Linked DNA regions of Homo sapiens: region 2 is linked to region 1. Evidence: chromatin loops called from intact Hi-C (ENCODE). Cell type or tissue: breast epithelium. All regions are shown on one strand. Links, peaks and the distances in the headings refer to the core of each region. The heading gives the core; the rest is flanking DNA.

Region 1 (5,233 bases), core at 397-4,396:
CCAAGTTACTTTTGGCAAGTGAGCCTTCCTCCCAGAGGAATCCTCTAGGTGGACTGGGCTGATTGGAATGCAGGTTTAGTGAGATGCTCAGCTCAGGTGGCATGAAGGGCAGAAGCAGGCAGCAGCTTGCTTTCAGCATGATATTGCTGGACGCTGAGCCCTGCAGTTTGTGGCTGATGCCAGAGCTGTCTTGTCCTTTTCCCACTTCTCTTTCTGCTGCATTTGTGGCCATTAACACAAAGGAGTTCTTCACTGAGAGGAGGGAGGCTGCTGAAGTGGAAATGGAGCCAGGGTGGGGTGGAGCCGGGTGGAGGGCTGGCACACCAAGCCCAAGGAAAGAATCACTGCTTGATATTCTTGATGTTTCTTCCTCTTTGCCCAGACTTCCTGGGACTCTCTCTCTTCTTCTCCTTTAGCTTCTGTTTTCCTTGCAGAACATAAGGGGTCAGAAAGCAGGTAGAGTGAGAGGGCAAAGGGAAGGAGGGAGGAGACGGTAGGATAGAAGCCCTGGTTCATGAAGACACATGAACCCTGAACTTCCATATGGATGAAGATTCTTTGATTGCAAGCAAAGGAAACAAACTGGTTAATTCTCCTAAAGGAAGCTCCCAGTATGGAAGGGAGAAATGGGATGGGGGACAGGCAAGAACCAAGGCTGCATCCAGGGGCCCAGAAGCAGCTACCACATAGTGGTGGCCAATTAGGATGAGCCTGGTCAAGATGCAGCTGCAGCTGATTGTTTTCAGTCTCTGTGCCTATGCTCAAGATTCAAATTCCAGAAAGGGGCATCCTATGGCATCGCTTGCATTAGTCAACCTTTCATTGTCTGGAAAAGGGAGAGGTTCTAGTTACTTATCCCCCAGGCTGTACCCAATGGAGAAGACGTAGTTCCAGTGGAGGAAACTGAATTGCTGAAGAGAAAATAGAGGGTAAGAAACCAGAAAATAATAAATCATGGCAAACAGGTATACAGTGTTGAGAATGTGCCAGTCTCTGAGCTAAGAGCATTACATCTATTAACTCCTTTAATCAGCCTATGTAGGCAATGAGGATATTGTTACCCCATTAGACAGATAAGGAAACTGAGATCCAGAAAAGTTAAATAATTATCCTAGGTCATAGAGCTAGTAAGTGGCGGTGCTGGGTTTTGAGTCAAAGTCTCATTCCTAATGCCTGTGCAATACTGTCCACTTCACTACTGCCCACTTGAAAAGCAAGCTTGGGAAAATCAAGGACCTTAGTGGTCCTAAAGAAGGCTAGTTTGCTCAGGGTTTCCGATAATAGAAGAAAACTAGAGAAAGCTGGTGGTTCCATTTTTCAGGTCTCCCTATCTCCAAGGCCCCTCTACTGACTCCCATCTGAGTGAGGATGTCTGCGCCTGTGCTCAAGGGCAGGTGCCCCTGCTGAGGAGGCTGGGAGATGCTGGGGGAGGTCAACATGAGCTGCACTTAACAAGCAAAGGAAAGGAGAGGCGTTACACAGATTTAAGATTTAACAAAAGGAGAATTAAATTGACATTTTATTGACTTGCAGTGGGAGTTGTTAAAGACAGATTACTGCAGCAAGGGTTGAGTTTGATTGAAAGGACGGGAGAGAACTCAGCTTCCAAAAGCATCAAACTTGAAGGCCAGTAATACCCCAAGGGGCAAGGTGAGCACATAAATTTGAACTCATACAAGAATACTTTCCAGCACATGCACTCATACCACACATCACAAATAGCTCCCAGAAGCCAGGCCCAGAGACACCAGGTGAAATGAGGGGGTAAGAGCACAGTGTTCTAGATTTGACTCTTATCAACGTCCCGTCCCCACCCCAACCCGATGTCTGGCCCCACTGGGAGCTTCAGAGATGGAATTTCTCATACTTTAATGGAGAAATAGTGTCTTGAGGAAACACCCTTTTGCTTCCAGGAAGAAAATGATCCCATTTCAAAGCTGTCTCTTCAGGGACTCCCTGCATGCTTAGTGGCTCGCAGAGATGCAGCACTTGCTGGGAGGCCAGCAGCGGTCTGCAAAGGCCTTCTCGGGAGAGCCTAGCCCCGTGCGATTTGTCTTGGTGCAGGCGTGGGTGTGGGCGACACCCAGGGAACCTGGGAAAGGAAGAACAGAGATATGTGGAGAGGGGGCAAAGGGCAGGGATGAGACCAGATTACAAGGAGCAGGCTGGCTTAGATTGTCCTTGGAGATAGCACCACTCTGGTCTCTTGTTTCACACAGGTGTTCAAATGAGGGTCTGGATTCTAGGGTGGCTGATGATGATTCTTGTCTCAGGAAGCTTTTCCTCTGTGGGGGTGAGAGGTGACAAGCGTGCTAGCAGCCCTCGCTCTCGGCGCCTCCTCGGCCTCGGCGTCCACTCTGGCGGCGCTTGAGGAGCCCTTCAGCTCACCACTGCACCGTGGAAGCCTCTCGCTGGGCCGGAGCCGGCTCCCTCTGCTTGCGGGGAGGTGTGGAGGGAGAGGCGCGGGCGGCAACCGGGGCTGCGCGCGGCGCTCGCGGGCCAGCTTGAGTTCCGGGTAGGTGCGGGCTCGGCGGGCCCCGCACTCGGAGGGGCCGGCCGGCGCTGCCGGCCCCGGGCAGTGAGGGACTTAGCACCCAGGCCAGCAGCTGCGGAGGGTGCGCCGGGTCCCCCAGCAGTGCCGGCCGGCCGGCGCCTCGCTCGAATTCTCGCCGGGCCTCAGCTGCCTCCCGCGGGGCAGGGCTCGGGATCTGCAGCCCGCCATGTCCGAGTCTCCCCCCGCGCCTTGGGCTCCTGCGCGGCCAGAGCCTTCCCGACGAGCGCTGCCCCGTGCTCCGCGGCGCCCGGTCCCATCGACCGCCCAAGGGCTGAGGAGTGCAGGTGCACAGCTCGGGACTGGCAGGCAGCTCCGCCCTGGCCCTGGTGCGGGATCCACCAGGCGAAGCCAGCTGGGCTCCTGAGTTGGGTGGGGACTTGGAGAACTTTTATGTCTAGCTGGAGGATTGTATATGCACTAATCAGCACTGTGTATCTAGCTAATCTGGTGGGGACTTGGAGAACCTTTATGTCTAGCTAAAGGATTGTAAATACACCAATCAGCACTCTGTGTCTAGCTCAAGGTTTGTAAACACACCAATCAGTGCTGTGTCTAGTTAATCTAGTGGGGACTTGGAGAACTTTTACTTCTAGCTAGAGGGTTGTAAATGCACCAATCAGCACTCTGTGTCGAGCTCAGGGATTGTAAATGCACCAATCAGCATCCTGTCAAAACAGACCAATCAGCTCTCTGTAAAACGGACCAATCAGCTCTCTGTAAAATGGACCAATCAGCAGGATGTGGGTGGGGCCAGATAAGGGAATAAACGCACAATGGCAACCTGCTTGGGGCCTCTTGCACACGGTGGAAGCTTTGTTTTTTAGCTCTTTGTAGTAAATCTTGCTGCTGCTCGTTGTTTGGGTCCACAGTGTCTTTATGAGCTGTAACACTCACTGCGAAGGTCTGCAGCTTCACTCCTGAGGCCAGCAAGACCACGAACCCACGGGGAGGAATGAACAACTCCCCACGGGAGGAACGAACAACTCCCCACACCTTAAAAGCTGTAACACTCACCGGGAAGATCTGCAGCTTCACTCTTGAAGCCAGTGAGACCACGAACCCACCAGAAGAAACTTCGAATACGTCCGAACGTCAGAAGGAACAAACTCCAGACACACCATCTTTAGGAACTGTAACACTCACGGTGAGGGTCCGTGGCTTCATTCTTGAAGTCAGTGAGACCAAGAACCCACCAATTCTGGACACAGGCATCTCTGTGTATCTCTTGTGTGATACACTCCCTGCCCCTCTTGCTACACCTATGAAGGGCTGAGTCAGTGTTTGAATACCCCCTTCGCTTCTGCTCCTGCAGTGTTGAGAATGTGCTAGACTGTATGCTAAGTGAATTACATCTATCAACTCTTTTAATAGCTGTAGCTCCTGCCATTGGTGTCACATCTCTGAGAATCCTTCTGGTGGCTCCCTTCCCCTCCTTAGCCCCGGCCCCCCAGGCAGCAGCTGCATCCTAATCACAGGCATCCATAGAAGAGCTGTGACTCCAAATCTACAACCCTTCCCTCCCAGTTATCCTGTTGTCTTCCTGGGGGAGATCTGGTGCAGATAAGGGCATTAATTATGTCCTTATCTGCATTATTAAAAGTGACTTCTCAGATTCCTCCCAGACATCTATTATAGTGTACTGCTGGGAGTGGCGGGGAGTGGCATTAAACATCCCTCTTACCTGTTCCTTTTCCTCCCTCTTTCCTACCAAGAGAACCGAGTTCTTCTCTTAGCTCTCAGGGCTTCTGCTGCACAGTGCACCTTCCACCCGCTCTTCACTCCACTGTCCCAGGTTTTGCATCAATTGAGCACAAGGGAAAAAGGAGCCTCTGGCTTAGCAAAAAAGATTTGAAGGTGACCTTCACTGAGCCCTGAAAGAGATAACAATCTCTCTGCAAGCAACAAGGCTGACTCTTCTGGATACTAAAATAGCAACTGTGGAGTAAACCTTCCCTCTGTTTCCCTCTCTTTTTCTTCAGGACAACACAAAGAAATTCTAGGGGTGAACTGGGAAATCACAGTATCTTTTAACAGCCTGAAAGCCTGAAAAGAAAGTTCCTGTGTGTGCATTTGCAGCTCATCAGTACAGAAAAGCTAATTATCTCAGTACTGTTGCTGCCTTCTTGCATCCAGCATACTCTGTCCTCACCATTATGATCTTATTGGTCCTATCAGCAACGCTGAGTCATGGAGGGCCCAGCAATGGTGCACCCCATTTTAGATAGGAGAGAAACAAGGTCCACGGAAGGAAGGTTATCCAGGGATAGAGTGGTCAGAGTCAGAGATGAATGTCTGTATCCTACCAATTTCACCCTAAGTGAAATCCTAAGGGTTTTTTCACTAAATTTCCACAGGGAATGGAATGAGTTCTCTGGGCTTGATTGCTGGACCATGGACACATTGATATAGGGATTGCTATTTTACAGCAATCTTATCAGCTCTTGTTGGACCCTACTCTGTTCCTCTTCTCCTGATGCCAGGCCCAGAGATGTTGTGCAGTGACTATCATAGCATCCAGCAGGTAGTTGTAAAGGTAGGAAGAGATGGAATGGGGAAGGAGTGATGCCTGTTGCATTTGGGGAGGGGAGGGAAGACTGCAGTTGTCACGATTGGAGTTACCAGGGATTTGGAACATGCATTTATATATGATGGCAAATGGGAAAGAAGAATCTGGCACAT
Region 2 (5,233 bases), core at 656-4,655, 73 kb before region 1:
TCTCATGCAGGTCTTCTATATTTCAGTGCCAGTGGAGACTCATCCATCTAAATTCGCTCAAATTGATGGAACTGATTTACACTGGGTCTCTTTTTGATACACAATTTTAGCTTCAGTGTCAACTTGAAAAACTGTGCTTTGGAGACAGATGTGAGACATCACCCTTAGTCTCCTGCTGAACAAATTGCTCAGAGCTGAGTGGGGCTAAGTGCAGGGGTGAGTGAAGCTTGCTTGCTTGGGGCCATCTTGAGGAGCCCCTGCGTGGGACTTGAACTACAGCCTTCTCCTCATGGGACTGTCTGACCTGCCAGGGGCATGTACAAGTCAGCTGTAACTTGTATGATAACTATTTGCCTGCATGTCTGACTCCCCACTGGCGGTGAGCTCCTCCGGGGTTGGACCTCAGCCTTCTTTGTGTCCTGGGAACCCTGCACACGTCCAGCCTGTAGTCAGCTCTACACATATGTGAAGTCAAACCCTGCCTGTCGGCCCTGGAAACTGGAGGCCCCGTGGAGAACCTGGGGGGAAGCCAGGTTGACAGCTGAGCAGCTCTCCCAGGAGCAGCCTTATAAATCTGTTCTCATTAGCAGGAGCCCCAGGGGGAGGGGAGGAGAACAAGTGTGTGTGTGTGTGTGTGTGTGTGTGTGTGTGTGTGTGTGTGTCGAGAGGGCTGGGGAGGGTGCTGCCATTAACTTGTCAGGAACCCCCTTCAATCTATGACACTTTACTTCTGCGTCTGGGAAGGCTGTGTTTGCTGGTGGTAGCTTTTCAGGATCCTGGAAAAATCCTGATTCTGAACCCCAATGCCGTGCAAAGCTGCACAGCACCCAGTCCAGAAAGTCATGCTTCTCCATCTCAGTCACATTTTCAGGTGCACTAATTGGCTTATGCTTTTTTGCATAAAGGTTGGTGAAAGAGCTGAAAAGTTCTTTTCCGCTTCGGTGGTGGGTTCTCTTTGTTCTGAGTGCTCTATTCGGGTCACATCTGGTAGCCTCAGCTGCAATTGACTTTTGGCTCTTGGTCTTTAGGCCAAAGGACTTTCCTGCCACACAAATGAGAAGTTTTTAAAAAGAGCTTTACCATCCTACCCATAAGTTACAACAATTGTCGCTGACCCAGCATTCAGAACTTTGCAGGAGTGAGGCCTCCAACAGCGAGGCTTCTCCTTGGAGCCAGCTACATGTGTGGATGCCTCCCTTTCTATCTGTGCAGCCAGCTCTCAGGCATGCCTCTTCCCAGCATGAGGCAGTCACATTCACAGGCAGGTTAGCATCTGCTGTCCCTCTCCGGAGGCTCAGAGCCCACACCAATGCCCATTTACAGCACCTACACCAGCTGTCAAGGTGCAACATGCTTGCTCCCTCTCTGTTTCTCACTTTTCTATTTAAATTTGTTTAGCATTAGGATAATGAAACATATTCTGTTTGTTAAGGCCAGAGAAACCTGGTTTTGGCATAGAGACCCTAAGGGGGCACAATAATGAGCAAGATTAAGATAAAAACAAATGAAAGGACAGGGAGTCTCAGGTGGGCACATACGTAAGGCTCTGCTTGAGTCTGAGCTTTTAGACTGGCACAATTAGCATCATTACTGTTATAGTCTCAGCCTCAACATGGAATAAACCTTCACTGATGATTTTTGTTAACTGAAAAGGCAGGTCTCAGCTGTTTTCCATGGGATCCAGATCTACTCCAGATCTACATGAGTTTTCTCATTGGCTCAAGCTGCAGCTGGCAGACAGGTGAGGTCAATGGGGATACAGGTGTTTGAACCCCACTGGGGCTCCATCAACGAGATCCAGGGCTATGGAAGGACTGGGCTTCTTGCTAAGTGCCCTTGACTTTGCATAATCTCTGCCCAGGCTCCACTTGTGGCCCCATCAGGCCCTCTGAACAACAGAATGAGCTATTCACAAAACACTTTGTAAATATTTTTATTTTGAAAACAGCTTTGATCGCCATCACTTTGAGAGGAGCATTTTTAATACCAAGAATATATATGCAGATTTCTCCTACAGTGACCTAAAAGACACCAAGAGTTAAGGGGAAGGGTCCCCACGAAGGGCCTGAGCTCAGACCTTGCTCTACTGCAGTGCTGGCATCACAGTCATGAGAGAGCCAGTTTTGAATCCAGCCCCACCCCGCTTATTATCGGCATAAAATAGAAATGTAGCATTTGGCCAAACCTTTTAAGTTTTCCTTCAAAAACATAACCCTTTGTCAATATAACTACGGTTCTTAATTATGAGATGAAACAAGGGAAATGATATAGAACAATATTAAGAGAAATAAAAATGTCTGTCTTCAAATTAAGTACCTTTTTATCTCATCCCCCTGGGTCATTAATTACCACTGTAGCCTCATCTTGGTCTCCCTACTCAACTCAAGGAGAATACTTAACTTTCTTTTGGTGGTTCAAGTGTCAAAAATGTCCTTAGGCTGGTGTATAGTTTTTCAGAAAATCACTTCTAACTCCTTTCCTGCTGATCCTTCTAATAACCCTGCTTATGGTTTATCGGAGGCAAAGTGTTAAGTGTTTCATCGTTTCTCTAATTAGTTCTAGAGGATAACAGCTCCTTCACAAAAACAAACCATTTTTCAAAAATTTTCTCCAAGTTTTGCTTCTAGAATACCTTTCCCATCCCTCTTTCTCTCTAGCTAACCATCTGATTGAGAGTGGTTCTAGAATATAACACAATAATAACAGCTGCAAATGCTTTTTGAGCACTTTCTTATTGCCAGCCAGTGAGGATGCTGTGACTTAGAAGCAGCACAAGATCACATGGCTGAGGAGTGGTGGCACAGCCTGCGCCTCACTCTGCCCCCTGAAGGTCAAGTGAGGTGGGAGTTGCTTGGAGTTGAACCTGGGTTCTCCCAACCTCCAACCAGGTGCTATTGTCCCTGGACTCTATTCCCGCCTTCCTTTGGTTGCTCCCACTCTTATTACAAACAGAGAGAAAAATCCCTTAAAGAGTGAGTCTTTGAGCCTATAACAAACCTTTCTGTATCCAATCTTTTTCTCTATTTCTACCAACATATATTTTACATTAATAAAAATTACAGAACATCATGGTTCTCTACTAATTGTAAAAAGGTTTTTAATTTTAAAAAAGTTCGTTGCAGAGATTTATGAAAGGAACCAAGTGTTTTTCTTCAGGATATTTTACATATGAGTATAATACAGAACAGTTTGAAAATAGTTATTCCATGCATATTAATTAAGATATTCTTCCTCTGCCCCTGCAACAGCAGAAATCAATTCTGGTTGGCTTAAACAAAAGGGACATTTTTAAAGGAACACTGGAGAATTTCATGGGCTCAAAGAAGCACATGAAACCACCAAGACACAGAGAGGGGAAAAACTGGGGAAAAACTGGGGCATGCCCGGAGACCCCACAGTAAGAGAACCTAGACCTTATCAATTTGTCCTGCCATGGTGCAACCCCATTCTCACGTTTCTTGAGATCTCACCATCCCACAAGATAAATCTTCTGTAGGAAGAAAATGTGATTAAACCAGATTTACTTAGGGGTGTACAAATGGATCAGTCAGCCATGGTGAAGGCTGAGGGGTCAGTGGCCACATTTCAGGACTTCTCCCAGAGAAGGGCCATTGTGGTGAGTGGGCTTTGCATTGTGATTTCTTTACATGGCCTTGGAGCCCTAGAGAGCTCTTTTATGTTCCCTTTCTTCCTTATTCTATCCCCCATCATGGGGCAAGACTGACAGTCCAAAAATGCAAATGTGGGGAACAAGAAGTATTGGCCACTGATGGTTTGTCCCCAAGATCTCTTCAGGTAGCTTGGTAACAAGCTAGCAGGGCTCAGGGCTCCCTTGCCCCCTCCGGCAGGAGGTGCTGCACACCTTCAACTTCCTCAGCCTCCTACATCCAGATGCAGGGCGGCTAGCCTTCCCCGTGACTCCTGTAAATAGCGGTGCCCAAGCTCAGGACATTTTGCAGCTAATCTCAGACAGTTTTTGCCTCACTTTCATGGCTCCTCTCATGCTTGTCCCTTGAAAGGAGAAGTGGAGGGAGTGGGGTCCCTCTGCTGACACACCCTCCGTCCGTCTCACCCCCTGTGATCCTGCAACCCAGTCCAAGCATGGCTTTGTGTAGGATGCTAGAGAACCAAGGCAAATTCAGCCCCTTCTGCCCACGAGTGCCAGCCCACACCAAGCAGCATTTGCTGGTGGCCACCCCAATGCTTTTGCTTAACAGTTAGCCTAAGGCAGTATGACAAACTTAGTTCAGACCTGAAGTTGGGGAGGTTATTAAGGGAAAGAGGTATAAATAATTCTAGGTGATAGCAACTCCCAGCACCAGGTGGAGTCTAAGCCCTCAATCAAAGAAGGCCTTAGGAGATGATGCAAAGAATTAGTTGCAGGTTCCAGGAGCCAATCTGGGGCTTCCATAGCTGGGGGGACATGGGGACTGCCATTCTTGCCCCAGCTCTGTCCGTCACATATTGCTTGATCTTGGGCAAATCACATCACCTTTTTGTTTCTTAATTTCTTCATTATTACACAGAAGTGTCATAATGTCCATCCCATCTGGGAGAGTTGCTGTGAGACTGAAATCAAAAGTTAAAAGCACTGTACATTTTGAACTATTGTTGATCTGGGGAAACTGAGCCACAGAGCCATTCCCCAGACCAGAATGCAGAGGAATGAACACAGCCTTTGGAATGTGCCAGAGTGGATGGGGGTAATTAGCTGCCCTGGAGTCCTCTCACTGCACTTTGTAGTTAAAGGTGACTGTGACTTTTGCTAACTTTTCTCAGGATCACAGATTTCTCTGAGCAGAACTGTAGCCATAATAACTTAGCAGGCTCCACTGGATTGATAACTCTGAAATCTAAGGGCCATTCAGTTGCTAAAGGCTTTTTATTTAGCCTTTCTGTTTGGTATTAATGTTATCCCCATGGCATCTAAATGGCAGAGCTATTTATGGATTGGAAGTCATTCTGACAGTGTGGCTCCTGGCCATCCATCATGGGCAGGAGAGAAAAATCCAGGTGCGCAAAACTCCTAGGGTAGGCAGGACAGATGGGGATATTTAATGCTTGCTGATGCCGTGAATTCTACTTAATTTCTTTGTAAGCAACAGTAGCAAAGGGCAATAGAAAAAGAGCATCTTTCTTTGAAAAGGTAAGAGATCAAGTCCTAAACTTTGCACTGAAGGCATGACTTCTCTGGGGTTGAAGTCACTGTAGAGACAACATTGTGGTATGTATT

Evidence for each region. Hi-C counts contacts between places; a loop is a spot of excess contacts. Peaks named below come from ENCODE experiments on the same cell type or tissue, not always from the same donor. Only the 100,000 strongest peaks of a DNase experiment are listed, where the experiment ranks them.
Region 2: it touches region 1 in a loop (17-fold over the local background); 1 of 110 quality-filtered maps calls a loop at or near these places.

What each region holds. Positions count from the first base shown.
Region 1 is chr7:131,906,874-131,912,106 of GRCh38, forward strand. It overlaps LOC101928782 (a long non-coding RNA gene), which reads left to right and starts at 3,347. Exons shown (of 6, transcript NR_110836.1): 1 at 3,347-3,698. In breast epithelium, for the core only: no CTCF peak of the experiment used is centred there; no DNase peak of the experiment used is centred there; H3K4me3 peaks cover 764 bases; H3K27me3 peaks cover 2,550 bases.
Region 2 is chr7:131,834,095-131,839,327 of GRCh38, forward strand. No RefSeq gene overlaps it. Among named protein-coding and RNA genes, the nearest start is that of PODXL, 280 kb to the left of the region's middle. In breast epithelium, for the core only: no CTCF peak of the experiment used is centred there; no DNase peak of the experiment used is centred there.